Regions from separate parts of the Mus musculus genome. Here regions 1 and 2 are each linked to region 3. Evidence: chromatin loops called from intact Hi-C (ENCODE). Cell type or tissue: left cerebral cortex. All regions are shown on one strand. Links, peaks and the distances in the headings refer to the core of each region. The heading gives the core; the rest is flanking DNA. Region 1 has its middle 41 kb from the start of Gm46260. Region 2 has its middle 29 kb from the start of Gm46260. Region 3 holds the start of Gria1 (glutamate receptor, ionotropic, AMPA1 (alpha 1)).

Region 1 (10,278 bases), core at 785-8,784, 850 kb before region 3:
AGTGCTGTATGTTTTCCCCCCGAATTGGATTGTCAACTAGTGTTGCCATTGTAAAGGTCTTGTTGAGATTTTATGGATGTAGCTTCCCTGTACTATGTAAAAGATACTCCCTAGTGACCACTCTTCTGATCCCCCAGATCTCATAGTCTTTCTTTGCTCTCAGAGGCAATGTTCCCTGTACTTTAGTTATAGGAGTTGTGTTATAGATGCATCAGCTGGGACTGGCCACCTTCAGTCACTATTCTTTGCATTCTGACCAGTTGTGGACTTTTGTGATGGTCAAACTTAATCCACTAACAGGGATGGGAAATTTACCAAGGCCCCATCCTTAGATAAAAAGCTACAGGCAATTAATTAATGGCTGCCGAGAGAGAGGGAGAACAAGTTTTCTTTAGGGACAAGTCCCCTGATTGCTTATCCAATATCAGTCGTCAGCACTAATCATATACACATGAGCAACGGGAAAGGGGTCCAGCAGGTTGTACTTATCTAAATATGCGTTGTATGTAGCAATTGAAGAAGGGAAGGTACTGAATTTGAGAGGGAAGAGAGGGACCTGGGAGGAGTTGAGGGTGGTGAGGTCTATGACTGACGTCTTATCTCAGCCGCTTTGTTTAGCACACATGGAAACAGTGTGCTTTGAAAGGTAAGAAGTTGTCAGAAAACCAGAGTGCGAACCATGGTGCATAAAAACACCTGCCATTCTAACCCAAGGCAGCTGTCTGTCCACAGTGTTGCTGGGCTCTCTGCTGCCTGTGGTCTTCACGGTCACGGTCATACCGAATCATCACAGTCTGTTTGTCCTCACAAGCAAATGGCCCAGGAACCGAGAGATGGCCGTATCCCCTGTTAGATGTTTCTATGTCTCTGATCTGTTCATATTCATAAAGTCTCCCACCTGGGAGAAAAGTGGAGGTGGGAGACTTACTGGGAGTCAGTGATGGTCACTCTTGTTAACCTGGCATTTTCTTCTGTTCTGTGTTCTGTCTCCAGTGGATAGGTTTCTCAGAACTGGTACCCAACATGACCCAGGCAGAAAACACTTTATATTTCAGGGGATTTGAGGTTACCACAGGCTTCTTGAAAGCCATGGAGGCAAAAGTACTAGCACAGTCATAGGACAAATACTTCTAGGTAATTAACAGGTATAGCAATGCTTGCCTATGATATTGTTAAAAGACTAGGATTCTCCCAGGATTCACTTCGTATTAATATTTCCTAGACCTAACCCTGAGTCAGTTACCCCAGCCATTAATGCTGGTTCGATGGGGTAGATGTATCCTCAAAGCTTGCTCCCAGGTTGCGCTAAAGAATGCTGTCTTAGCCATTGCATACACTAGCAAGATTTTGCTGAAAGGACCCAGATAGAGCTGTCTCTTGTGAGACTATGCCAGGGCCTAGCAAACACAGAAGTGGATGCTCACAGTCAGCTATTGAATGGATCACAGGGCCCCCAATGGAGGAGCTAGAGAAAGCACCCAAGGAACTAAAGGGAACTGCAACCCTATAGGTGGAACAACAATATGAACTAACCAGTACCCCGGAGCTCTTGTCTCTAGCTGCATATGTAACAAAAGATGGCCTATTCGGCCATCACTGGAAAGAGAGGCCCATTGGACTTGCAAACTTTATATGCCCCAGTACAGGGGAATGCCAGGGCCAAAAAGGGGGAGTGGGTGGGTAGGGGAGTGGGGGGGTTGGTATGGGGGACTTTTGGGATAGCATTGGAAATGTAAATGAGGAAAATACCTAATTAAAAAAAAGAAGTGAACAAAAAGAATGCTGTCTTAGAGTTTTATTGCTGTGAAGAGATACTGTGAGCATGGCAACACTTATGAAGGGAAGCATTTAATTGGAGCTGGCTTACAGTTTCCGAGGTTTAGTACGTTATTGCCATGTTGGGAGACATAGAGGTGTGCAGGCACACATGGAGCTGGAGAGGGAGCTGAGAGTTCTACACCTTGATCCTCAGGCAGCAGGAAAGAGACTGATCTACTAGGCCTAGTTTGAGCTTCTGTGACCTCAAAGCCTGCCTCCTTCCCCCAACATCTCCTCAAACAGGACCACACCTACTCCAACAAGGCCACACCTCCTATAATGCCACTTCCTATGAGCCTATGGGGCTATTTTCATTCACACTTCCACAGAGGGGAAAGGAAATGTGCTGTTTTAGAAAGTACCAACTCTTCCAGAAGAACCTGGAAATGCACAGTGAAATAAATGGAGCCCCTGCTGCTCTCTTTGCTCCACACAGCATGAAAGCTCACTGTGAGAATAACAGTGAGAAGCAGAGGGGAGGGGAGGAGACCAAAGGAGAGACTCCTCAGCTCTGGATGCTAGTAGCCCTCTGGCCAACAGGAGGCCTGGAGGACACTTTGCTTAGAGCATTGGAGTGGAGCTCATATTGATGCTGAAGCCCTATGTCTGTGCTCTGGGACACGGGCCCATTCTGCCATCATTATAAAAGAAGGGCTTGAGAAGGACCTCACAGAGACCCCTGCACACCCGTGCTTAACACAGTGCTGCTGCAGTGATTAGACCCAGCCCAGGTGTCCAGCAATAGAGGATGGAGAAGGAAAGTGGGGTGTGCGTGCGTGCGTACACAGTGGGGTGTTACTAGACACAGAGAGTGAACAGATGCCAATTGTGGAAAATGGGTGGCACTTCTGGAGGTTACCGTTTTCTGTCTCATAAATACAACCATCACATGCTTCTCCCCTTTGTGGATCCCAGAATTTTATATACATACACAAGATCATGCATGCATATGTAACACAAAAGTAGAAATGAACTGTCTATAGGGAAAGGGGGAGTAGCAGGAGAAGGAGAAAGAGGAGAGGGGGGGGTTGCACACTCAAAGTATATTATATGTATGTATATACTGTGCAACCCAGAACCACGCATAGTGAATGTATATTCACAAAAATAAAGGGACAGAGCTGGAGAAACGGCTCAGCAGTCAGGAGTGCTTGCTCTGCTCTTGCAGAGGTCCTGCACTCTGTCCTCACACTGGGTAATTAAGTGCCTTCTCCTGACTTCCAAGGGCATGGCAATCGTGTGCACATATAGATAGACACACATGTAGACATACATAAAAATAAGTCTTCTCTTTTTTTTTTTCAAGAAAAGAAAGGGGGTGAGTATGATCTTTGAAACACAGCTTAAAATGTGTTACATTCTCAAATAATAAATTAAAATGTGTATTTAAAATATTCCACCGCAAGGTTTGACTTCATGGCCTTCGGGGCCCTTTCAACATAGATAGTATATAATTGTGGCTAGGCAGCCCAGTGATATTGGAGTAATGCTTTTCTTCCTTATTTTTAGAACTTATAGGGGAGATTAAATATGACACTCCCTATAGTTGGTGAGCATAGGCTATAAGTACCACCAACGTTAATGTGCTCAGTACGTATGACATAACAAACCAACATGAGAGCAATGACTATGAATGACTTTCCCATAGACATCTCCTATGCTTAGCAAATTATTCACACTTGGTAGGCAAGCAGTAAGTATTTATTAAATTTTGGATATGCTCCCAGGATAATAAAATATTTGGGAGCATGTTGAGATTGTGTCTACAAGGAGTGTGTGTTCTGGAAGTATCCTTTCTTCAAACAAGCCTACTGTTGAAAGTCACTGCAGTTGCCAGATAAGCAGGCTCGTGGGGGTGGGGGGGTGGGGGTGGGGGGGATGGGCAGCTTCATAAGTCAACACCATCAATCATGCCAATTGTCCCAAGTGGAACCCTGTCTCAAGGCTCCTAGAGAGCTGCTCCTACTTTGGACAGGCTACCTTGGCCTTTTATGAACACAAGAGGGCGGTGTGTGCTTTTTTCAAGGCCGCAGCTGTTGTGAGGTCTTTCTTATTCCTTGGAGATGTCTTCATGGTGTTTACCAGTGTGGAACGAGATTGCTCTGTAACTCCTGCATGGCAAACAAATTGTTCTCTTGTTCTTGCTGAATATTTAAGCAGCGATGGTAAGAATCGGGCTCCCCACTTTTAGTAGGGCTGACACCGACATAACACCGTGAAGTAGGTTGGGGTAATGGCATGCTTATCAATTTAATTTTTCTTTTCTTGAACTCTCCATGTAGGAGACCAGTCTATGTTTGATAGCTAGCTCACTCGGTATGTCATGGTAGGCACAGAAGCAGCACCTGTCCTGATGAGCTGCAATTAGCAAGCAGAAAGCTCATGTTCTGGGTATGAAAGGACCAGGATGGAGACCCTCCTCTCTGATCTTTTGACAGCTCATCAAACACGAGGTGTCAAAATGCTTAGCTATGGTTCCCACAATCCTTCATGGTCCATTTCACCGCCTATGGAGGCTTCCCTACCCCCCATGGTAAGGGGTTGCTTGTCTGCTTTGGAATAGAAACTTAGTGACTTTGAAATGATTTCCAGCCCTCACCAAACAAAGAAAGCACATTTTCACCTTCATGCCCGAAGGTGTTTGGGGGATTTACTTCCATGTCCAGTATTTTGAAATGTGGCTAAATAGTAAGTTTAGAACAAAATTACGGGACCCAGTGGATTAAAACCTCTGTGAATGCTGATGCATATTGTCTCAGACACCAGCTGACTTTTTCATTGTCTCTCCCTTGAGGTTTCTGTGTGAGCTGAGTTTTCCTGAAAAGTGTGTGTGTGTGTGTGTGTATCAGGGTTGTGTCTCTAAGGAATGTGTGTTCTGGAAATCCCCTTTAGTTAAATAAAGCCACAGCTGAAAGAGACTCCAGTTGCCAAATGACTTTCTTTGTATGACCCCTCTCCCTCCCCCCCACACCTCAGCTATTGGCTAGACTTTTTTTTTTTTTTTTCCTAGAGACAGGATTTCTCAATATAGCCAAATTCACCCGGTAGACCAAGCTGTCCTTGAACTCAGAGATCCCCCAACCTCTGCCTCCCAAGTGTTGGGATTAAATACATGTGCCACCGCTACCTGACTTCTCTAGACTTACTAAAACTTGGCTATACAAGAATCTATCTGTACTGGTTTGTTTTATGTGTCAACTTGACACAAACTGGAGTCATCACAGAGAAAGGAGCTTCCCTTGAGGGAATGCCTCCAAGATCCAGCTGTAAGGCATTTTCTCAATTAGTGATCAAGGGGGTGGGGAAGGGTTCAGTCCATTGTAGGTGGTGCCATCCCTGGGCTGGTAATCCTGGGTTTTATAAGAAAGCAAGCTGAGCAAGCCAGGAGAAGCAAGCCAGTAACATCCTTCCATGGCCTCTGCCTTAGCTCCCGCTTCCTGACTTGCTTGAGTTCCAGTCCTGACTTCCTTTGGTGCTGATCAGCAATGTGGAAGTATAAGCCCTTTCCTCTCTAACTTGCTGTTTGGTTGTGGGGCCGTGAAAGGCAGCCTATTTTGGTTTAATGAGGCTGACTCCAGCAACTCAGTAGAAAACTCTACAAGGGACAGAACAGTGAGCCATGTTCCCAGAGACAGGTGCCTGACACCACAGAGCCCCCAACTCTATAATTCTGTGACTATAAGTCACGAAGACAATGTCCCAAGCTTCTGGCATTGGGCCATCTTGCGGTTGTCAGGTAAATATGGGGAGGAGAATACCTGACTATAGTCAGGTAACTGTGGGGTTGGGTTCTAGCCAGAATGCTAGAAGGGGTCATGCAAAGGAATTGAGGCTTGGCATCATGAAGAGAGCCAACGAAAGGCTATTGGTGAAGACTAGTTTCAGCAGAAGACAACAGGGTTTTGGAGATGCCAGTACTACGAGATGACCACCACCAGTAGCAGAAGCAGTGGAGTACAGGCAGCCGAAGCCTAGAAGACAAAGTGTGTGCTACAAATGGCAGAGCTGGAGAAGTGACCCAAGCCCTTGGAGGAGCCCAGAAGAACATTGGACAGTTGGAGTCTGATTTTGCTTTTGATTGTGACTGTGCCCTGATATTTTTCCCTCTTGAAGTAAGAAAGTATTTTAGTGGGGGCCACAGTTAAGAGACTATGAATTGTAAAAAGACTTTGAAATTTAAAAGAGATTGGATATTTTAAAGGGATTGAAATGTTAATGTGTAAAGACTGTGGGACTTTTAAAGTTATTTAGATCTTGGGGATGAATAAGAAAGTAAGCATTAAGGCTTAATATTGATGTGTTTTTGTGTCAAATTGACAAAAGCTGGAGTTATCACAGAGAAAGGAGCCTCCCTTGAGGAAGTACCTCCATGAGATCTAGCTGTAAGGAATTTTCTCAATTAGTGTTCAAGGGGATGGGGAAGGGTCCAGCTCATTGTAGGTGGTGCCATCCTTGGGCTTGTAGTCCTGGGTTCTATAAGAAAGCAAGCTAAGAAAGCCAGGGGGAAGCAAGCCAGTAATTAACATCCCTCCATGGCCTCTGCCTCAGCTCCTGCTTCCTGACCTGCTTGAGTTCCAGTCCTGACTTCCTTAGGTGCTGAACAGCAATGTGGAAGTGTAAGCTGAATAAACCCTTCCTCCCCAACTTGCTTCTTGGTCTTGATGTTTTGTGCAAGAATAGAAATCCTGACTAAGATACTATTCAAGTAGCCATCCGGTGTGATTCTAAGACATTTTTCCTTGTTTTCTATAAAAATGCAATCTAAACTGTCTAGTTTAAAGTAACTAGACTCAGAAGTGATCCAAGAATGTGACTATAGGTAACAGGTTACAGCCAAATGTGTCTTTAACTGGGGCTAAATAATGGTCACTTAATGGCTGATTCCAGGGTAAGAGGTCCGCTCTCCACTTTTGTTGGTCTTCCAAGGATATTTCTTACATCATGACAAGGAAATGTAGGCATTGGACCAAGCTGATGTACCCTAAAACTTCTTCAGTCCTAACTCTGTCTCAGACACTGAGTTAGGTACAGGTAGTTGGTTTATTTATTTATTTTTTTATTTAACCAAAGTTTTGTTAGAGAGGGTCTCATGTATTTCAAGATGATTGGAACCTTTGACGTAGCAAGAAAGACCTTCAACTTCAGATCCCACTACCTTTACCACCTGAACTCTGAGATTTTCGACATGTACTATGATGCCTGGTTTTATGCTGTAATGTGGATAAACTCAGATCTTCATGCATACTAAGCAAGCATTCTAAGCTATAAGCCCAGCCTAGCCTTGTTATCTTAACTCCATCAGGTTTCACCCAGTGTTTTGAAGGTCCAGAATAACACTGAATATGAACCAACTCTTCTATAACCCAATGGTCTCCAAGTTTGAGTGGTTGTGAAAACTGCTAATCAGTACCAGTGTGTAGTAAACTAGCCAGGGTTGTTTACAATCTGGGGAATGCAACCACCCCACCTGGCCTATGTGTCTGTATTTTCTATATTTCAGCAACACACATGCTTCCTAACTCTTGTTATGGCCAGGCAACACCTTAACTATTGTTTATTCTTCCTTTGCTATTTACTTTTTAAAACATCTGAAATATGTTCATTCTCATGGAAGCACTATCTGTAGAAACGTGATTCCAAGCTAGCTATGTGTTCTTCCTCATCATCTTATGATAAATATAAAATAATTTCACAATAGTTTGCCTTGGGCTGGTGAGATGGCTCAGCAGGTAAAAGCTCCTACTGCCTGCCCTGATATCTTGAGTTTGATCACTAGGATTGACAGGGCAGGAGAGACCTCACTCCTGGAAATGGTTCTATGTCCATGGCACGCGCGTGCGTGCACACACACACACACACACACACACACACACACACACAATTGTAACAGTAAAATAAAAGCTCATCTATTTTGGGGCTAAGGAGATAGATCAGCAGTTATGAGCTCTGGCTGCTCTTGCAGAGGACCTGAGTTATGTTTCCAGCATCCACATGAAACGCTGCCATCTCTAACTCCATTTCCAGGACATCTGATGCTCTCTTTTGGCTTCCTCGGATATCTGTGCTCATCTTCATATGCCCATGCACAGGCATGAACATAATTAAAAATAAAGGAAATATTTAACAAGTTTGGCTATATATCATTTAAATTTCTAAAATAGTAGCTGATTTCACAAAATTAGTATACTTTTAAGGTAAGCCAGGTGGCCGATGAGTGCATCTAACAGCTTCAGCTGCAGCTTTGCAGGAAAATGTTGATCATGGCTTCCAGCAAGGTAAACAGATTTTATATTTATGAAGTGGTTATTTAAGTTAGGAATTCTTGGTTTCATCTAAAAAAATATCTTTAACTTGAGGCTTGAAATTTTCTCTCCTATCTTTAATAAAAGACAGCACAAGGGCCGACAAACTCAATAACCTATGATGTGCTTAACACCATGGCTTTCATTCAATATTGATTTGTGCATTAATAAACATTTCAGTTCCTTTGCATCCATTTCAGTCTAAAGTCCATGGATAGCCATATCTTAGAATAGATTTCTGTATTACATGGTTGGTGGCTCTGTAATAACCAGAGGCTGGAGTTAGATGTTTAGTGAGATAGACAACCACACTGGATTCCTAAAGATGACTATGCTTATTAACTCCACCAGCACACACACAGCATATGGGCTGAGTGTTGGAAAAGCTTCAGAGAACAAATCAAAGTCTCCAGGAGGCTACAATCTTGTGGGAGGAAACCGGTCACTGAAAATGATGCATTTACTGTATTGGGAATTAAGGACTGTAATAGGAAGGGACAGGTGGGTGACAGACAGAACCACAGCTCAGTGGTTATGAGCACATAGCATGCTGCTCTTGCACAGGACCTCAGGTCAGTTCCAAGCACTCATACCCAGCAGCTCACAACTGCCTGAAACCCCAGCTCTTGGGGATCTGACATTCTCTTCTGATCTCCACAGGCTCATACGCATATGCTCACATATGGGTGTGCATACACATGTATATGGACACCCACGCTCACACACTCACATAAATTAAAAAATATACACCGTAAAAATAAGAGAAGGCGAGAGGTGACAAGCGAGGATGAGGCTTTATGTACCCAGAGTGGGTAACTTTTCCCAAGTAACTGTTAGAACTGGAGCAAAGTAAGGTAAGAAGCAGAAAGGTGCCCGAGAAAAGAGTGCCATGGTAGAAGAAAGATAAGATGTAGTGGCCCTGAGAAGATGGTTGGGTGTGCCTATGAGCAATCAAAGATGCCAGCATAGCCAGGGAAGTCCGAGCAAGGAGGAGGCTAGGCAAGAATGCTATGCCATAGAGGCTTACTATATTTCCCCCCTTGTGTGAGCAGGGAGAAGTCTCTGTGGGACCAGAGGCAAGGAGGGACACATTCAGATATAGTTTCAACTGGCTGGTTGGCTATTGTGTGGAAGACAAGACAACATATACAGGAGATGTGACTGGAAAGGGGTACCATCCAGAGTTGTCATAAGCTGCAGGACAAATAATGGTGTAGACCCAAGTGGTACTGTTAGGGATGACAGATGCCATCAGGGGCTGGACACATTCTAAAAGAAAGAAGACAGCATTTTCTGGTGAAATGATGTGTCACGGGAGAAATAAAGGGTCCAGCATAGCTCAAAGGTTTAGGGCGGTGAGGTGAGCTCTGTGAAGCATGAAGTTCTGACTGGCTGACAGCCTTATCTTCTTTCAGTCTTTCATGTTTTCTATATATATAGGCCTGCTCCCACGGAACACATTAACTGACATCCCTGGATGGCAAAGGCCACTTAAGATTTCTGCCTCCCATGTAGGAGCAGATGCTTTTAGCTGGTGATCCCTGCCCACTTGGGTGGGCAATGGTATTAGAAAGCTCAACACAACCAGAGCTAATGCTTGCTTTCTGACGTGTTCTTTCTCTTCTACTTGGTCCCTGGCTGTAGCAATATACAACTGTGCACTTGCAAAAGAAACAGTTCCCCCAAATGGTCAATATCAAGTAAAACAATTCAACTTAAATTGAGTTATTTCTCTATTTCTTGTCTCCTTTTTATTCCCATAGCTGCAATCCGTCAGTTCTCAACTGTCTCCCTTATGTTGACTTTCTTTGAACACCGGGGACCTTTGCAGTCTGAAGAACATGAAGATGCTTGCTGATGCATTTGCCTCAAACACAGGCTTATTGTGCCACTTTCTTCTAGAGCTGAGCCAACTGTGGTTCGAAAGCCTGTAGAGGTGATGTTGCTGGGACACAAGGCTGGCACAAGCTGACTCCCTACAGTGCACGTTCTACTGTGCTGTGTTCTTCTGACTCTATGCTACATTGGCAACCACCGGTTTCCTCCTATTCTGCCAACCCTCTGGCTTGCTAGGAGTTTCCATGGAGAAGAGGGTGGTGTCTTTTGGAGCTCCTCCATGGAACACTCCCTGATGCTCTACTCTGGCTGAGTCTCAGTT
Region 2 (10,278 bases), core at 1,326-9,325, 860 kb before region 3:
ATCTTTCATCAAGTCTTCTACATTCCGTATTTTAAAAAAAGCATTTGGGATGTTCAAGAATTAAGTAGTCTACATTATGAACAGTAGAGTATCTTCCTCAATCAGTTTCCATTCTAAACAGTGAGGCCAACTCTCTCACTCCAACCCAGAGCCCACTAATTTGGTGAGTCTAGCTCACCAGATTACTTGGGGATCCCTATCTCTGCCTCCCATGTGCTGAGATTATAACTAGAGTTCCCTTTCTACGTGATACCGACATGGATGCTGGAGATCTTAAATCGAGTCCTCATGCTTGCGTGGCCCGTGCTCTAACCACTGACCCATCTTTCACATCCCCTAAATTCATATTTCTAAGCTGCTTCCACCCTTTAAGGTTTAATGTGGGACGTGAAAGACAGCCTGTTTTGGTTGAGAGAGGCTTGCTCTGGAGACCTAGTAGAAAACTCTACAAGGGACAGAACAGTGAGCCACATTCCCAGTGACAGGTGCCTGACACCACAGAGTCCCCAACTCCATAATTCTGTGACTATCAGCCAAAGCTCCAAGCTCTTGGCATTCTAGCTAGACTCCACCCTCACAGTTACCTGACAATGGCCAGGTATGTTCTTCCCACAGCTACCCTGCAACTACAAGATAGCTCAGCCCACTATAAAAGGGGCTGCTTGTCCCCTCCTCTCTCTCTTAAGTTCTCACCTTTCTTACTCTTATCTCTAGCTCTCCTTTCCCCCCTCCATTCCCCTCTCCATTCCCCTTTCCATTCCCCCCATTCTCTCCATGTGACTATGGCTGACCCCTCTCTTTCTTTTACCTTCTCTCTTTCTCTCTGTCTTTCTACAATAAAGCTCTAAAACTGTCTCTGTTCATCAAGGTCTGCTGTGCTTGAATGATGGAATAGGTTTTCCCCTAAAGAGCTGTGTCTAACCTCCCACCGGAAGACCTCTCTGTTCTCCAGCCACAGACTGGACAAAGGACACTCGCCCACGTGGGACCCACCTAGTGTCCCCTCTCTCCTTTCCCTCTCTTCTCTTCAGCCCTAGAGATGACTGAATCACCACCCCCAGGGCCTCCACGTTGTTCTCAGCTCTTCCTTGGTTGCCAGTGGCATCTGGGATGCTCGAGACTGAGAACCTATTATATCTGGCCTCCATGAGGCCCTAAGACCTCCAACTGCCCCTTGTCCACCCCTCTGTGGGCTGGGGTCTGTGGCTTCCCACAGCCAGAAACTCACCTTGGGACGTGTGGAGAGCGTGTGGCAGTCCTCAGAGTATGCCTGCCCAGAGCACTGGAACTCTGACGGGACACAGGTTTTCTCCCACTGCCTTTATTTCCCTACACCCACTGCCCGACATATTAAGTAATATACAGTAGCAGAAAGGCACAGGACTGAGTGTCAGGACACTTCAATCCTGTTCTGTGTAAGTTTTGTCTTAGTGGTGTCAGCAGTGAGGTACCTTGTAATTGAATTCTGGAATGTGGAGATGGACAAGAACTTGAACCCCCAGATTGTTTTATTTAAAATTGTTAAGTGATGGAAGGAGTTACAGAGACAAAGTTTGGAGCTGAGACAAAAGGATGGACCATCTAGAGACTGCCATATCCAGAGATCCATCCTATAATTAGCCTCCAAACGATGACATCATTGCATACACTAGCAAGATTTTGCTGAAAGGACCCTGATATAGCTGTCTCTTGTGAGACTATGCTGGGGCCTAGCAAACACATAAGTAGATGCTCACAGTCAGCTATTGGATGGATCACAGAGCCCCCAATGGAGGATCTAGAGAAAGTATCCAAGGAGCTAAAGAGATCTGCAACCCTGTAGGTGCAACATTATGAACTAACCAGTACCCCGGAGCTCTTGACTCTAGCTGCATATGTATCAAAAGATGGCCTAGTCGGCCATCACTGGAAAGAGAGGCCCATTGGACACACAAACTTTATATGCCCCAGTACAGGGGAATGCCAGGGCCAAAATATAGGAATGGGTGGGTAGGGAAGTGGGGGGGTGTATGGGGGACTTTTGGGATAGCATTCTAAATGTAATTGAGGAAAATACGTAATAATAAAAAAATTTTTTTAAAAAAGAGTATAATCAAATATGAATGCATAAGGTATCACATTTTTAAATGTTATATTATTTTTATAGACTACAGAAGTTGAGAACTAAAAAATAAAATAAAATAAAATAAAATTGTTAAGTGTATGTGTATCTGCACACACAAGTACACTTGCTCACACAGGTCAGAATGAGGCACTGAGCCCCTGAAGCTGGAGTTACAGGTTGTGAATCACTTGACAGGGATGTTGGGAACTGAACTCCAGTCTTTTATGAGAAGAGCAAGTGTTTGCAACTGCTTATTCATTCCCCTGACCCCTAGACCTCAGAACTGTACAGAAAAATGCTCTGTGTTTGGACTCACGTGTTTTATATGCCCACTCAAAAACTGCTTATGGATTTGAGCACTGGAGTCCAATCTGGGGTTCTGAACAAGCCGATCTTTGGGCCAAGGGAAGATGATAATTGGCATTGGGATGATTTACTGATAGAGACAGAGTAGAGTTTAGGAGGTCCCCCTTCCAACAAAGATTCAGCAGACAGCATTCCATCTGCTAATCGAAATCAGACCGCTGATCTCAACCTGCTCAGTGGCATTAGCTCATTCCCATAGCTCCCTGCTCACAGGGATAGAATACATCTTTCTTCTGTCCTCTCCTAAGGACTCCCCAGCTGCATGCGGCCCAAAGGGGAAGCAGGCTGTTCCAGATGGCTTTGCTCTGCACCAGTACATTTCATTATGTAAACCCTCCTTCCGACAGCTCACGTGGAACATGCCATGTCCTGAGAGAGGAGCTTTCATTAACCATATTGCTTCTGACACATGGAATCAGTGCATTACATGGCCCTATACCATGCTGTCAGAGGGGTGATGTGACAGTCAGCAGCACCAGCCTCAATTCTGTATCCACAAAGATGTTCACCTCTTTTACTAACAACAGAATTTGTAACTCTTGAAGAAGAAGGGCAGGGGGACTTGAAAACTGGGGAATTGCAAAGTCCCAGTAGTAGAACTGAGAACAATATCCAAGTTTTTGGTCACCCAGAGTGTACTCTTTATATTGTAGACTACTTAATTCTTAAACATGCCTAGTGTCTTTTTAAAATACAGACTGCAGGAGGCTTGATGAAAGGCATACATTTTATTTTGTTATGCCAAGAAACTTAACTACCACCTACTATCTGGCCTCAAAACAACATATTCTTAAAGGATTTTAATCACTGTACAACTCTCTCTCTCTCTCTCTCTCTCTGTGTGTGTGTGTGTGTGTGTGTGTGTGCTACACAAGTGTAGTGCCTATGGAGGCCAGAAGAGAGGCACCAGAACCCTTGTAGACTGGAGTTACAGGTGGTGGCAATCAGCCAACTCAGGGTTTGTGAACTGAACTTGGATCCTCTGGAAGAACAAAAACTTCTGATCCATCTCTTCAGCATCAATTAATTCATTCTGTCTATGTTAATCCTTAAGTGCTCATAGATATCTTTTCAAAAGTCTACACTATTCTTGGCTGCTGTGTAAAGTCAGAAACAGATACTCGGATCACAGCAGGCAGAGGGAGCTGTGTGATCCTAGATGGGAATGAGATTGTCAAAAGGGTTGTATTAGAAGCTACAGATATAAGGAGGGAGGATGAATTGGAGATCCTAGATGTCAAGTAACGAGGTATCTTAGAATGACGTACTAAGAGCTTTATGAGGCAGGGTTTTAAAACAAGAGAATGTCAAGTGTTGACATGAATTGGATAACACACAAATTCTTGTTAAGTTTCTTCTTCTACCATGTGATTCTTGGAGATGGAAGTCAGGATCTCAGCAAACACTTTTCCCACTGAGCCATCTCACTATTTCCAATAGGCAGTGTTTAATCCATTTGTTCAATATTTATGGAGACTTCTGTTCTGGATGGTAGATAGTCTCTGAAAGTCATAACCAACCCTGTTTTCATAAAGGGCACACTCTGCTGGGAGAGGTAGATGTTAAAACTAATGTGAACGTAGTTTTGAAATAAAGAGTGGCATTAGAAGATTAAAGATCACGGAGGGGCGTTATTCTTTTAAATAATGAGGGAGAAACAGAATTAATAGCTGTCCATTCCCTACAACCTGGATGCCTCAGAACAATGAGTGCAGTGACTCAGCCTTAGTCCAGGTACAAAGCCTAGAAACTTCCTCAAGAGTTCCTGGTGAGAGTGTGTGCTCAAAGGCTGAAGGAGTCTGTCTGAAGACTAAACATGGCAGCAGTAAGCATGGCGCAGGGACAGAGTGCAGCCAGCACTTGCGGTGGCTCTCAGTATCTCTGTGTCAGTCTTTGTCCATCTCCTTGGTCTCTGTCTCTATATCCCCCTTCCAATCCCCTCCTTTCCTCTTCTTCTCCCTCTCTCCCTCCCTCCATCTCCCCCTACCCATGTTTATTCTGTATATTCAACAGCCTGTTGAATAGGTGCTGCCCACAGTCATGGTGGGCCTTTCCCCATCAGTTTCTCTCCCATCTGTGGGAAAGCACTCACAGACACTCCCCAGGGTGGGTATTTGGAGTCTCCTCTTCATCTGTCAATTGAGTGAGTTGAAGTCAAGATCAGTCATCACAGATGGAATGGTTCCAGGGGGACCTTACTGAGAAAGAAACATTTTGAGCAGAGTCTTGAAGGGGTAGGGTGTGAGTCACATGGGAATTGGGTGGGGATAGAATGTGCCAGGCTGAGATCACAATTGAAAAGCCATGGGTGGGGAGTGGAGAGAAAGTGAGAGAGGTGGGGGATAGATCAGAACAGTAATGGGTGAGGCCCGTGGAACAGCCTGTGGATTCTGTTCATAATGAAATAAGAACTGCTAAGACTTGTGCAGAGGAAAGGCATGGACAGTCAAAGGCATCCTTGCTGCTGTGTGCTGCAGACAGTGGAGGAGTGAGCTCCTTAACATATTGTTTTCTTCAGTGGTGTGGTCCCTGGTAGGTGGTAAATGCTCCAGTAGATGGCTCCACATCCATGTGCATATGAATGGTACCAAATGAACTTGGGGAATTGTTTTAGAAAGGAGAGAAACAAGGGGAAGTTTGCTGGAATATGAAGCCTCAGAACTGATGGGAAGGAAGAGTTGACATCACAAGTGGGAGTGGCTTCCTAAGCCTAAGTAGACAGCAGAGTCCACATCAGGACATCTGTGTGTGGGGAGGTGTGGGGCTGAGACAAGGGAGAAGATTTGGCTTTTCCAGGACTAATAGAAGCTCCCACTATATGCTGAAGATGTAGCTAGTCTGTGATCAAGAAATCACAACATAGTCCTAATCATGAGAACGAGAAAGATAGTATTTGAACCATTATAAATACATGTCAGCGTCAAGGATTAAATCTGTGGTACCAATTCATGGAGTGACATTTCCCTGTATGAATAAAGCATGCTCAGAGTTCCTTTATATAAACCCCTATTACTTATGACAGTGCCTCAAGGATCCCAGGCTGGCCTCAAACTCAATATATACAGCCAGGGTTAACCTTGAACTTCTGATCCTCCTGCCTCCACCTCTTAAGTACAGGGATTACAAGTGTGTTCCATCACACCTCATTTATGTGATGCTGAGGATGGAATGTAGGGATTCTTTCATGAAAGCACTCTAAGCACTGTCTACATGCTCAGCCCTGAAAACTCTGTGGCTGGACTCAACCATTGTTTTTCCTGAGTCTGGAGGCCGGTGGGTTCAGCCAGCTCTGTGTCCTGTGTTGTAGCCTGAGTTAATCCAGTGGCATTTTTCAAGGATCCAGCTGGGACTTGTTGTCCAAGACAGCCTGTTTCTTTCATAGCTTCTTTGTGGTATGGAGGAAACCTGTCAGACTCATGACAAGTGAAGCCAGAGTGGATATAGCACCTCCCTGGAGCTTGCTGTAGTCAAAGCTAATCCCAGGGAATGGATGCAACCTGTTGTTGGGATGAATTATTGGCAACTATGTTGATGAAATACCCTGACATTTCCCGCAGAACTTAGTGGCTGGGGGGCTATCCACAGGAGCTCAAACACTTTTGGTGGCTTTGATTGATTCCTGTGTCACAGAGACTCTACATGGGGTTGAGGGTGAAGTAACACATGCAGACATGTAGAAAACTTGAGATTTCTAAAAAGCGTTAGTGTCTGGAGAGAAACTTAACACAAAGAAAAGAAGCCCAGGAGAACTCTCCAAGAAAATTATAAAGTGTCAAGATAGAGCACCTCGATTGTGTGTGAATCAAGGATGTTCTAAAGAGAACATGGCAGCAGCTGTCAGAATCCCAGCTATTGGGGAAGAAGGTTTTGTCCAGGGATGGTGCAGCCCCTGAGAGGATGCCTATGCTCCAGAGGATGGCCATCTACCCATAAACATCCAGGCAGCACTAAGAAGATACAGGACTTTTTAATAAAAGAGCATGTAAGGTTGCTAAAGAGAAACTGTGGGGTGAGAGATGAGGAATTTAAAGATAGGCAATATATAGTGGATTTGATCAAAACACATTATGTGCATGTAATAGGTGCCCAAAGAACAAAATACTAATAAAAAGATAACTTTAAATTATTCTGGAGAGTTACCTCATTCAATGTGTTCTGTGATTAAACAGATGACAAATTGTTTAGTGCATCCTAGAAGTATTACAGAAATTAGAGCTACTTAAAGCTGTGGAGGTAAAAAAAAAATATCTGTTGTGTACATGTGTGTGTGTGTATAAGTGTGTCTTTGTGAATGTATGCATGCACACTCGCGTAAGTTCATGCTGATTAAAGCCAGGCTGTGGGTGAAAAGCAGGATGGGCAGGGCTTATTTCTTTACCCCAAGGCCAATTTCCTTTCCATAAAGGTTAGTTTAACAGCTTCTAAAAATAATGAACAATAGGCTTCCCTTTTCATAGTAGTAATGGCACCCAGTGGATTAATTGCCTTTTTGTTCCTAGGAACCGGGGCAGGTACGCAGGCCCTCCCCACAGAGCCCGGGCAGTGAAATTAGTCATGGTTTTGTTGCAGATCAGAGGGAAGAAAATTGGGTTAATGAGAGGGCGCAGGGACCACGCACCGCGGCCCATAGCCGGTGCAGTGAATAAAACACCTAGACAATGAGCAGTCGGGCGGGGAGGGAGAAAGCATACTTTGGGGGGGAAATTGAGAGGTTACTGAGTAATTCTTTCAAAGAAATTCGTGCAAGGTACAATTTCAAAAGCCCTGTGAAAGAAAACAACCAAGAAAATGGAAGAGAACACCCAAGGGTGGAGAGAACTGTGAGGGATACATATGTGGATATCCAAGAAAAGGTTAATATCCAAAACAGGAAAGATTCCGGGTCGGGGGCAAAACAAAACAAGCACAGACAACTCAAACTTAAATCGGGTCACAGGATAAGATGCAGGTTTCTGCCAAGATATAAAAATGGCAGATGGGTATCTGCAAAGAGTCTTATATCACCAATCTTAACAGAACAAACAGACGAAGAGGTGAACCCCTTACACCTGCTCGGAGGGCTATTTTCAGAAACAACCACAAAGTGGAGATGAGGATGTGGGGGATGGAGAATCTTGTAGATTGCTTTCTTAAAAGATTATTATTTATTTTTGTTTATATTTTTATGTGGGTGCTCTCTAGTGCAGTACCCGCAGAGGCCAGAAGAAGAGATCAGATATCCTAACCTGGAGTCACAGGTGATTGTGTGTTCTCTGACTTGGGTGCCAGGAACTGAACCCTGGCTGCTGGTCCTCAGGAGCAGCAGGTGCTCACTGTCCCTGGGTCCTGCCTGCTGCTGCCTCTTTAGATCTTTAGGGATTGAACATTGATGTGTTCACTTTAGGAGACATTAGAAATGCACCAGAGAGTGAGAACAGAGCCTCCTGCTGTGTGTGACCTGCCATCTCCCTTCTGTGTGCATTCCTGGAAGCTCAAACAGGACCCTGGACAGGTATTTGTGGCTGGTATGGAGCAACCTAGAATCCTAGAGAGGGCAAATGGATAAGAAAAACCAGCTTCACGTGTCAGAATTTGTTCAGTCTTTGAATGGAAGGAAATCCTGCTGCTTATAATACTGTTCCTGATATCAAGCAACAACAGCCAAATACCTACAAACACTACAGGGCATTACTCAGATGAGAGATCTAAATTGATTTTAGAAAGCACAGTGGCAGTTCTCCAGTACTGGGTGTAGTAGGGCAAATAAGGAGATATGGCTCAAGGACATAAAGCTCGATGTATATAAAAACCTACAAGTTTAGAATTAGACCATATATCACAGTGCTTACAGCGAGTAATTTAAAATCTCGTCAGTCAGTAAATCTTAGGTTATGTCCTTAACACACACACACACACACACACACACACACACACACACACACACCCATGCACACACTCATACATACATTTATACACACTCACACACATGCACACATGTTAGGAGCCATTTTGTCTGCTTCTGTGAGAGCCTGCCTGTTAGGTAGAGTCAAGTCAGGCCAGGGTCTGTTGGCAGATGTTACTCTTGGAAGAAGAAACAAGGAGGAATAGGAAGACCTCCAGATGAGTACAGATAGTGAGTATACATCAACCATTGTCTCTGCTGGCTTTGTGACTTTGTTTCCCATAATGCTGTAAAGTATCTAAAGCCTAAGAGAATTCAACTCCTGGCTGCCACAGTACTGCCTGGACAGACCTTCAATTTCTTTTTCTTTTAAAAAAATTGGATATTTTATTTATTTACATTTCAAATGTTATCCCCCTTCCTGTTTTCCCCTCTGTAAACCCCCTATGCCATCCCCTCTTACCCTGCTTCTACAAGGGTGCCTCCCCTCCACAACTATTCACTCTCACCTCACTGCCCTAGCATATCTCTACACTGGGGCATCAAGCCTTCATAGGAGCAAGGGCCTCCCCTTCCATTGATGCCAGATAAGGCCCCTTCAGCTCCTTCAGTCCTTCCCCTAACTCTTCCACTGGGGTCCCTGTGCTCAGTCCTGTGGTTGGCTGTGAGCCTCTGCATCTGTGTTGGTCAGGATCTAGCAGAGCCTTTCAGGAGACAGCTGTATCAGGCTCCTGTCAGCAAGCACTTCTTGGCATCCACAATAGTGTCTGGGTTTGGTGTCTGCATGTGGGATGGAGCCCCAGGTGGGACAGTCTCTGGATGGCCTTTCCTTCTGTCTCCGCTTCTCTCAATTTCTAACCTTTGTCTGTGAGTCTTCTTTTTCCATCTTTCCTATAATCCTCACTCACCCCTCAGAGTAGGCTTTGTACTGGTCGGACCAGCGCACATGCTCACATCCATGCACACACATGTAGATGCACACATGCATACATGAATGTCCAGCCTGGTTCCATTTGTTTCTGGCTGTTAGGAATAGAGCAGCAGTGAACCTGGACTTGCAGGTGTGTCTGCAGCAGGGTTCAGAGTATCCCAGCTGAGGCAAAGGGTGGGTCTACTTTTAGCCCTTTGAGAAGCCTCAGCCCTAATTTCCATAGTGGTAACACCAGTCTGCACTCTTGCAGCCAGCTAATAAGGGCTGCTCTTTCCTTCCTCTCCAGCATTCCTTGTCCTTACACTTTCTTAGTGGTAGCCATTCTGGCTGGGGTGAGAGGGAATCTGAACACTGCCTTATTTTGCAATTCCCTGAAGGCTAGAGATCCTGAACACTTTAAGAACTATTTATTGACCACTATTTCTCTCCCTTTGACACCCATCTCTTTAGTTCATTGGGTCATTTGTTGACTGGTATTTTTAATTTTTATGGTATTTAATTTCTTTCATTTTATATGTAGTTTAGTTGTTTGTTATTAATCCTCTGTAGTGGGTATAGGTACAAAAGATTAGAAAACAAAAGGTGAAAAATCTCATAGAAAGGTCATCTTTATGTTGGAGGGAGCAACACAGTCCCCAGCTGCTCTGTTCAGCCATTAAGAAACCAGAAACTCAGCTGGTTTAAACATCTGGCCTGCCTGTAGAAGGAACATGCATTAATAAGTCTCCATAGTGAGACCTCCACATCAGGGAAAACTCCCACTTACCCTCCATGATGGCTTTCTCGGCCCTCTGATTGGATGCAGCTCATAGTGGCTAGCTGGATGTGCATTAAGTGTCCTGTTCAGTTAAGAAAGATGCAGGTGGGGCTGCAGAGTTTGTAAGTTGGGTAAGGAGAATTTGTTCCTACAATGGACCTAGAGTCTATTCCCAGCACCCACATGACAGCTTGCAACTATCTGTAACTCTGGTTCCCGGATGTCTAACACCCTCCTCA
Region 3 (10,278 bases), core at 1,554-9,553:
TTTAGCTATTTCTCTCTCCCCCGACAAGCCATTTGTAGTTCTACTGGTGTGTGTGTGTGTGTGTGTGTGTGTGTGTGTGTGTGTGTGTGTGTGTCTGTGTGTGTGTGTCTGTGTGTGTGTGTGTGTGTGTCTGTGTCTGTGTGTCTGTGTGTCTGTGTATCTGTGTGTGAAGATCTGCCACACTAGGCCTGCATTTCCATATGACGATAATGGGCCTTGGGTCCCTACAACCTCTTCCAGCAGGACTTGGTTGCTACCTCATGTTCTTCCCGGCTTCTTTCTTGTATTTTCCTATGTGGCTCAAGAAGGCAACTGGACTTGAGTTCTCTCCCCAACACCATTTCTTTGTTTTGCAATGAAAAACCAAAGCCAAATAAAGGAATTCTAAAGTTACTTTGGCTGCAGAGTGACAGAAGTTAAGGCTTGCCAAAGATGCCACAGGATAGGTTATAATCCAGTAGAAGAGTAGGTGCCACACTGTCCCTGGGACACACTGTGTGTGGACTACATTTGCACTGGCTGATCAGCATCCTGGAGCTCTTACATCTGGACTTCAAAGAGCACCCATTCCCAAACACTCTAGAAGGTGAAAACTCTTACCTAGCCTTCTTTTTCGGTAATGTAGAGGACTAGGAAGCTGCAACAGGGACCCTGATAGCCAGATGCCCTGGCCCTTTAAACAAGATCCTTGGGCCCTTGAGGACTCTTGGTTATGTAGCCAGTCCCAGTCTTGATTGGCAGTCCATCCCTCTATAATCTATGCTATCATTTTACACTGAATAGAGTTATCTTGCTTTTAAAAGAAAAGTCTTTAGAGCCTTTGAGATGACTCAGCAGGTTAAGGTACTCCCCGTCCAGCTGGAAGCATGAGACCTACATGGTGGAAGGAGAAAATCAGTACCCAGGTGTTCTCTGACCTCATCTCCACATACATGCACATACACAATGAATAAATAAATGCAGTAATAGAAAATGATTTGAAGAGCTGGAAAGATCACTCAGAGGCTTAGAGTATATGCTGTTCTTGCAGACAATCTGAGTTTAGTTCCCAGCACTCATGTGGTGCCCCCACTCCCTGTGACTCCAGGTCTGAGTTATCTGATGCCCTCTCCTATATTCCTTTGGCACCAGGCATACACATGGAATACATATACACATATAATTACCACAGGCATAAACATGGCACCCACATATACCCATAAAATTGTATACATACACACACACATATATATGTGTGTATGCATGTACACAAATGTGTGTGTGTGTGTAATTTTTAAGAAAGCTCTTTGGCCTTGGTTCTGTGTTGCCGTAAGCCAGGTCACATCACTGTTGTTGCAGAGGCTGCCTTACGTATTATACAAAGTTTGGCAGGATCCCTGGCTTCTATCAGTCCATGACAAATAACACTTCCCCAGTTATGAGGCCCAAAAATATCTCCAGATACTGCCAAATACCACTCAGGAGAACGCTGCTTCCAGTTGGGGCCCACAATCTAAAGCTGGCTATCTAACCACCCTGAGTCCTACCAGCTGGGGCATAGTATCTTGTACTATGTCTTGTATCTGTAGGGCTCGGCCACCATTAATTGCAGATGTTTGTGAAGCCATCTTTCAAGACTCATGTTGGCACTGTAAATAGGAGTAGGGAGTGAGACTGTGGACAGAGAATGGCACAGGAGAGATTGCTTTAGGGGAATGAATTCATGGGATAGGACATACTATTTTTGAGGCTAAAAATATAGAGAAAAGACCTCCTGCGCGAGATCAGTCTCTTCCTATACCTACACATGTGCGCACATACACATTCACATACACAGACACACAGACATATATACACACATGCACACACACACACACACACACACGCACACACCTGACACTACCATTAGCATCCCGAAATGCCCCCGATAACCCTGATACAGGGATATTGGGATGTCGCTAAGAACTCTGAAGCTATTCTCTGGGAGCCAGAGTTCTGCAAACTTGACAGCCCCCAAAGTTGACCCATCCAGTGAGGACTTCCGAAAGTTCTTGCCTCATGAATTTGAAGAACGAAATTCATGGACCAAGTAAATCTTAGGGTTTAAAAATAGATTCTTAGGTGGGAACTTAAGAGGGAGGGAGGGAGGGAGGAGCGAGCAAGAGAGAGGCAGTGCGGAGAAGCTCCTCTAAAGGGGTCCAGGGAAACAGGGCACCACAGACCTGCTGTCTGGGTCTTTTTAAAGGACTTACCACAGAGAATTTGTGTGAAGAATGGGGAGGGCAGTGAGCCCAGTCGACCTGAGCGGGTGTCCAGGTGCCCCTTCCAGTGTCAGCTCTGGAGCCCCTTTAAACAGAAGTGGTCCTTTGGGACATAAGAAAGACATAGAAACCGGGATGCTTCTCTGGCATTCCTGGCTTCCAGCAAGGACATTCTTTAAGCCGCTGGTTTGGGGACCTACCCTGCCTGACCAGTTTCTGTCTCCTTTTCTCATCCTCTCTGTGCTATTCCCATAGCCTAGGGAGAAGGCTCGCTGCCCTCTCTCTCTTCTTTAGCATGCTTTGTCTCCTCTCTGGACCACAACTTTCCTTCCCTAAGTCTTTGAACTAAGTCATGCTGGGGCCCAGCAGACACACAGTGGCTGCTTCCTTGTCCCCTCCCCGCTGTGGTATTTGCATCAGAGCCCTTGTCCTAGCCTGTGTTGGATGGCAGTTAGATTTTTATCTGCCATCCACCACATTCGCCTACATTGAGGCAGAGGTCCTGCCTAGGACCTTTCTGTGGTCCCCAGCACCAAGCCCTGTGTGGATACAGAGGATTCCTCTATCATTTAATTTGAAGAGAAATGTGATGATCAATTGAAACGCTATGTAATGTGGCCTCTATGTCTGAGCTTCCTGTGTCTCTAACCATTGAACGACATGTATTTAGTAATCAATGGGCTGAGGGCAGACCATAGAGCGTGTGTCCTGGAAGCTGTGTCTTATTACATGATTTATGAAGATCATAGAAAATGCATCTTTTGGACTCCTTTAATCACACCCCCAAGCCAAACAATTATTTCTAGCTCCAAGCTGGTGATGTGATTTTACTAATTAATCCTTGTAAGGGCTTTGAGATCTTCTGAAAGGTGACAATGTATGAAGCCTTTAGTGACAGCCTAATTATTATTATTACAAGGCACAAAGCTCAGAGAGCTTGAAAGATCCCCAGGTACCATTCAAAATAGTAAGAGACAAAAAAAAAAATTAAAAAGTCCATGGAAGAATTTTAACATGGAATCATTCAATCACGGGCTCTCAATTTTGGCCAGGACTTCAGAAGTGATCTTTCTGGAGCCTGGCCTCACAAGTTTCGCTCCCTGATGCTCACACAGGATGGCCCTGCCTGGTGCTCACTGCCCCAGGGCCAAAGAGTGATGACCTTTAAGCCAGATAACTGTTCCTTCTGTTCACAGCAAGATAAATGGTGGATAACCACTGGTGTTCGGGACACTTGAATTACCCAGTGAGTCTATCAAAAGACACAGGAAAGCACAAGGCACCTGGCCACCACATTGCTCCTGCTTCACGGCTGGTGTGGAGCATGTTGCAAGTCCCACGTGTGATGGTGCCGTGCTGGTGAAGGAGTGGGGAGTCTCTTGATGAAATGTTTTGTTCCAGTAGCAAAGAAACACTCAGTCCAAAGTCGTTTTGGTTCTTCCAACTGGGGAACAAGTGAAGCTTGCTTTCCCTGCAAGTCTCTGGGCTAGGTAAGCATCTTATCCAGGTCAGAGGGTCTACCCACGACAACTAAAGCCTTTAAGTCCACAAGGCCAGGGCCAGTGAGATGGCTGAGCCCAGTAAAGACACCTGCTGCTAAGCCTGATGGCCGGGGTTCAATCCCTGGTCCCACATGGTAGGAGAAGCAAATCCCACAAGTTGTCCTCTCACCTCCACTCAAACGTCATGGCATTCACACACACACACACACACACACACACACACACACACACACTTAAAAATATAGCAACAATATTTAAAAGTTCAAGGCCTCACTGGGTGTCTTCATGAGTGAATCCCAGGAGCCATGGTCATTTCTGAGTGGGAGGACAGACGGATGACTCCAGGAAGATAGCCCTAGCTGTTATCAATGGCTGCCCCACAGCCCATGCCATCATTCTGTGCACACATCTCTCTTGGGTATCTCCGAGCCAGCTGCAGTCCAGCAGGGTCCACAGAGGCCCAGCTTCTCCTGGACACAAACAATCTGAGTTATAAGTGAAGGCAGCCTGCATCCTCCGACTGGAATCAGCGCAAAATGACTCATGTAATTGCCCTGTGTGCGTACCCTGAATCTTCTTGTTCACCCACCCACACAACTCTGCTGTTATAGATTCCTGCACCCTGCAAGAAAAAAAAAGGGGAGGGGGGAGGACAAGTTCAAATACCTATGGTTGCAAAAAGGCCACCGTGCCTCTCCTAAAGATGGAAGGGGCTGCTAGCATCCAGGTCCAAGCACAGGCCAGTCACACCGAAGCTACTGTTGTATGCCTTTCTCACAGTCTTTCCTTTAAATTTCTGGAGAGGGATTTCTAGGGTCTCCCCCTTGGGAATTAGTTGTAGGAATAATTGGGCCAGTGGAGTGTAGAAGATATATCCAGCGCAACCCGTGCGTGCACTACTAGAGAAAGTGACCTAGATCAAGCAGCTGGTGAATCCAGGGCTATTGTGGGGACCCCCTGCCACCTACTGACTTGCAATTGAACCCGCATTCCCAAAAGCATCTTATCCCCTGGCAGGGGGAGGGAGAGAGAGAGAGAGAGAGAGAGAGAGAGAGAGAGAGAGAGAGAGAGAGAGGCAGAGGAAGGTGGGGGAGGTGAAGGGGACAGTGGGTTGCCCCCTTTGGAGAAAGCACCCTCCACCCTCCCTCCTTCTTCCCCTCCATCCTCTGCACCCACAGGGGGAAAAGTGAGGTGAGGATGGAGAGGCAGGGGTGATGGGTTGGGGAGACCAATGCAGGAACTCCGAGCTGGCTCCTGGGTATCAGCATAGTGAGCTGGCAGTCTGTGAGAGTGTGAGGGGGAGAGGAGAGGAGAGGAGGAGAGAGAGAGAGAGAGAGAGAGAGAGAGAGAGAGAGAGAGAGAGAGAGAGAGAGAGAGAGAGAGAGAGAGAGAGAGAGAGAACGGGAGGGTGAGAGAGGCTGGCTGCTAGAGAAGAGGAGGAGAGCAGAGGGAGAGGGGGAGCGAGCTAGCGCTCCAAGCATGAGGACGGGCTGCTCCCGGCTCAGTTAATCTGGCTGTCAGTCGGTGTTAACGCTGCAGTTTAACTGCTCGGCTCCCCTTCCAAGAGAAACAAGAGAAACCTCACAGAAGGAAGGGAGGAAGGAAAGAAGCAAGCAAGGAATTGCAGGAAGAAAAGAGCCGGCAGAGCATCCAGAAGAATCAAAGGGAGGGGAGGGAAGACCAAATCTATGGTTGGACCAGGGCTTCTTTTTCGCCAATGTAAAAAGGAATATGCCGTACATCTTTGCCTTTTTCTGCACCGGTTTTCTAGGTGCGGTTGTGGGTGCCAATTTCCCCAACAATATCCAGATAGGTGAGTGAGAGGGGCAGCTGGGGAGGGACTTTGGGGATCTGGCCAGGATTTTCTTTTTCGTTTTTTTCTTTTTCTTTTTTCTTTTTTTTTATTTGGAGGGGAGATTTCTCAACCCATTCTCAGTCGGAGCTGTTGTGCTTAGCAATGGAACACCAGGAAGGGAGGAAGACTTGGGTCGCCAGTCTGGGAAAGGGGGTTTCATCCTCATCTGATGCTGCGAGGGGCACCGTGGAAGTGTGTTCTCTCTCTCTCTCTCTCTCTCTCTCTCTCTCTCTCTCTCTCTCTCTCTCTCTCTCTCTCTCGTGTGTGTGCGCGCACACACACAGGTGCACACACACCGCGCACTCCAAGCAGCAGGCATGAGTGCCTGAAATGGAGGAGCATTTCTCTGTTCCAGAGAGGGAAAAATATAAGCAGACTGCGCTTGAAACAGGGTTCAGAGTGCTTAAGGAGTTAACTCTGACTAGGGGGGTGTTCTGGTTGATTTATATAAATATGTAAGGTGGGCGTATGTGTGTTGTGATTATATATTAAATGTGCACATGTAGCCGGAGTGATGGGGATGACAGTGATGTCTGGCTGGGGGAGGGGTAAGAGACCCCTCTTCAGGAAGCAGTGGTGGATGCTAGGTTGATTGCATTTGCTGAGAAGTCCCAGGCCTTACTTAGTAGCCAGAGCTCTACGGACCCCCTCGCTATCTTCCTTTTCCCTTCTGCCATGCTGGGCTGTGCCCCTCATTCCCTGATCCTGGAACTTCCTAGCCTGCCTTTTCTCTCACCTTTTCCCCATCCTCTTGAGTGCTCTGTCCACAGACACTGACAGTAGTGCTCCAGCAAGACACACACACACACACACACACACACACACACACACACACACACACACACACACACACAGAGGCTACTTCCTCACCCCCAACCCCTCAGCAGCAGTCCTCATTCCTGGCTTCCATCCTCTCAACCTGCAGGTGGGTTTCAACACGCTGCATGCCTCTCTGCCCCTCATTTCCCTTCATTCGGTGCTGGCTGTACTTGTATTTACGAAGGAACTGACAGGTAACGCTGTTCCTGTAACCATAGGGAAAAGCCAGACAAATGAAGCAACATCAGCATGGGAACAGGGCTTGGGGTCAGGGTGACCAGCAGCTCAGCACTGTTTGTGCCCCAGCATCAACCAGGCTGTTGTGTTTGGAGGCATCTTGGCAGGTTGGCTTTCTGTGCCCTCCCCACATCAGGGGTTGGCTTAGGAGGGAGAGTTCCATCTCTACTATGGTGGTTTGTTTGTGAGAGTGTTTGTGTTTCCAGGGGCGAGGGAGAACTGGGGGGGTGGGATATACAACACACACATGTGCTTCTAATAGCCTCTTGGGGTCTCTCCAGCTTCCTGGCTCCTGGTGCTGTTGGGGTTGCTGTGGAGAAACTTGCTTTGTTTCCTGACACCTGTTAAGCTGTATTCTGAAGTGTGTACATGTGCGTGAGCTCCTGCCTTACAGGCAAACTTCCTGCCTCCCTCCGGGAGGTGCTTCCCTTGTGGCCCAGCCTGTAGCTGCTCCCTCCCACCTTCCACCTGCTCACTTCCATTCATTCCTGAGAAAACCAGGACCAGAGGAGTGTGGGGTGTGGTCACCTGGGAGGAGAGAGTGGAGCATCCCAAGCAAGAGTGATTGTTTTAGCTTTTTGTTTGCTTGTTTGTTTTTGCTTTTTAAAATGGGGTTGTTTTTAGTGTGTCTGTAAGTCACGTGTGCTGGCCTACGGCACTGTTCCTCTCTCTTCTTGCTTATTCTGTATATTTTTCCGCTGGTTGTGATCTTTCATCAAGGAAACTAGGTTTCTGCAGGTATGTGTGTACATCATCACTGTGGTGTTTCTGTGGGCACACCCACATTAGCCCACGCATCCCTGCAGGAATTTCATGTTCAGTCTTTGTCACTGTTGCTCTTTTTAAACACAAGGGAGACACGTCAGACAAATGCTGAAATTATCACCTCCACGAGGTTGTTGTCAATTCTACTCACATGATCTCTAACACCAAACATGTATCTACTGCACAGGAAGTTACCGGGACATTACTGGAACTGTAATGATTACTGGCCAATCAGAGATAAACTTCTGTGCACACATGTGCTATAGTCTGAACCCTAGAAACAGCTGCTTTCAATTTATAGGCATGCATTTCAATTCATTTGCACATCCATGCTATTGCAAATAAAAGCCTTGTGTCCTTGTGTTTCGGAACAAAAGCCCCCCCAACAGGTACCATCCCTGCACTCTTCACTGGAAGATGTTGGCACATCCTGGCACTCTTAAGACCCCCCACATCTGCAAAGCACAACGACAACCCCTTATGTAATCAGACTGTCCTAGGTATCTAGAAACATGAGCAATGAAAGGCAAAAACTAGAATGCTCAAAGAAAAATAAACAATAAGCATGGATGGCAATGGGCAAGTTACATAGCATCCTAGCACGCAGACCTGGCCGAGTCTCAAAGCAAACAAACAGTTACGGTTGAAAAGCCTGAAGGGTCCCAGGCCTCCATTTCTAACACTCTGCAACACTTGTTTATAACTAGAGGCTCTATGAATAAGAAATGGGATCTGGATAAGAAAAGATAAATGCAGGGAGAATCTGAAAGAGAGAGAGGGGGGGAGAGGGAGGGACGGAGGGACGGAGGGAGGGAGGGAGGGAGGGAGGGAGGGAGGGGGAGAGAGAGAACAGAGACTCATGGACATCTTGTAGAAAAATTAAGGAAGAGTAAAACTCTAGTCTCCTATGTTCTTTGCTCGTTGATGAGCCAGTGGGCACACAATCAAATGTTGGGGGCAAAGTGATGGGTGCTAAGGGTCCTGGAATAAAAGCTTAGCCATGGAGTGGAAGCCTTGGCATCCAGTTGAGTCTGGTTGGATTCCTTACCAGTGAGAGCAAGGACTATAGGCCTGGATTTGCATGGGAAAAGACTGGACTCTCTGGGATGGACTGCTGAGCCACTGAGATCTGTCCCTACCCCAGACTTACTACACTGCCTCTTCTTTCCTCACAGGGGGATTATTTCCAAACCAACAATCACAGGAACATGCGGCTTTTAGGTTTGCTTTGTCACAACTCACGGAGCCCCCCAAGCTGCTTCCCCAGATCGATATTGTGAACATCAGCGACAGCTTTGAGATGACTTACCGATGTAAGTAACGGCTGCTATTTCTGACATGTCTTCCTGGCTAGACCCTCCCATGATGGGAGGGCTCGTGGGTAGGTGTTGTTGTTGCAAAAGTGACTCCAGTCGTCATTTATCATCATGAGAGAAAGCCCTTCGAGGGACATTTCCAGAGCCTTTTAAGTGATTCCTACCACCTATATCTTAGATCATGCTGTGCTTTGTAGAATGGGTGTATTTCTTCACCATCAGGGAGTTTTAGATACCAGCCTGGTGGGGTCTTGGGTTGATTGCATCTGGCCTAACTCACGGGGGCCTCTAGATTGAGAAAGTTTATAGACAACTGCTGAGAGGGAAAAGGACTGGTCCTGAGTTGAGGACAATGTAGCTAACATGCCCCAGCCATTTTCTGCCCACCAGTAGGAGAATGAAAGTGTACCTGCATCTCCATAAGCACAGGTAGATGTGAAGTGTGACCTATATCGGCAAAGTAAATAATAATTATTGAAATGTGGTGGCTAGGTGGTTTCCAAAGAGGTGCGAAGTGACTATCTGCTTAAGACAAGCTATGGGTTAAAAAGAGAAGGATCTGAGAAGGCTACACAGTTTTAGTGATGCCCTTGGAGCTTAAAACAGACTGCCAAGGGGGAACTCCAGCAGGGACATCTAGAGCAGCAGTGTTATAAATGTGGTGGGCTAATTCCCTTAATAATAGAAACTAAACATGTAAATCTGGATGGCGGGTTGTATAGTTGTCTCTCTGTGTCAGAAGACAGGCTAAAAATTAATCAGTAGAGACATTGTCCCTCTGGGGATTAAGCTCTGGTGGAATTGCACTACAAGAAAGTATAAAAGTCCAGAATGAGGGAGAGCTGCTACAGACCCCAAGCCGGACGGAGTCAGCACTGTAGACTTCGTGAACCACCATTGGCTCCATGACCGCCACCGAGCTACGAATGGTTTAAGGCACGGTTGTATCTTTCATCTCTCTTCCATATACCCTTTTGAGAGCCTCTCAGCGATTGCCACTGCTGAGACTTTGAAGTGTCCAAATATGAATTCAGAATTTTCTCTGCCTCTGAGATCATACACAGGATAATGCTGATATGAGTTTCAGGAATTACAGTTTACCAGAAGGCTTTGGTTAAATGCATCATGGCCATGGGTGGTGGTGTTTGCTGTCATTCATTAATCTGTGGCTACAGACTATGTGGAACTAGATGCTTTGGGGGGATTATCTATTTTAGTCCTTTACAGAGCTTTGTAGAAAGCTGCTGTCATCCTCTTTGAGACAAGAGCATGAGGTGGGGCAGCTATGTAACCTTCACAAGGTCAGTAGAGGAGTTGAGAGTGGTCTTGTAAATACCTTCAGCCCTCAAATCTACATTTCTGTTGGCTATGATAAACAGATAGAGCCACCTATCCTTAGGACACCTTGACTACTGTGCCTGAAGTAATAGAGGGTGTTCTGATGAGGCAGTGACCTGATACAGCATTGAAAGTGACAAACGCAAATATCATGCTGCAGATGTGGCCTTGCATGAGAGTGGTCCAATGGGTGAAAAAGTAGCTAC

Evidence for each region. Peaks named below come from ENCODE experiments on the same cell type or tissue, not always from the same donor. Only the 100,000 strongest peaks of a DNase experiment are listed, where the experiment ranks them.
Region 1: it touches region 3 in a loop (4-fold over the local background); 6 of 42 quality-filtered maps call a loop at or near these places.
Region 2: a loop joins it to region 3, with 5 times the contacts of the local background. A loop is called at or near these places in 4 of 42 quality-filtered maps.

The regions. Positions count from the first base shown.
Region 1 is chr11:56,155,778-56,166,055 of GRCm38, forward strand. No RefSeq gene overlaps it. Among named protein-coding and RNA genes, the nearest start is that of Gm46260, 41 kb to the left of the region's middle. In left cerebral cortex, for the core only: a CTCF peak has its summit at 3,812 (motif pointing right); a DNase peak (open chromatin) is centred at 3,838.
Region 2 is chr11:56,144,131-56,154,408 of GRCm38, forward strand. No RefSeq gene overlaps it. Among named protein-coding and RNA genes, the nearest start is that of Gm46260, 29 kb to the left of the region's middle. In left cerebral cortex, for the core only: CTCF peaks have their summits at 3,606 and 5,024 (motif pointing right); DNase peaks (open chromatin) are centred at 2,827 and 5,028.
Region 3 is chr11:57,006,561-57,016,838 of GRCm38, forward strand. Gria1 (glutamate receptor, ionotropic, AMPA1 (alpha 1)) reads left to right here and starts at 5,058. Exons shown (of 16, transcript NM_001113325.2): 1 at 5,058-5,555; 2 at 8,594-8,731. The coding sequence starts at 5,474. In left cerebral cortex, for the core only: a CTCF peak has its summit at 4,702 (motif pointing left); DNase peaks (open chromatin) are centred at 4,291, 4,712, 5,173, 6,106 and 2 more places; H3K4me3 peaks cover 4,132 bases; H3K27ac peaks cover 2,112 bases.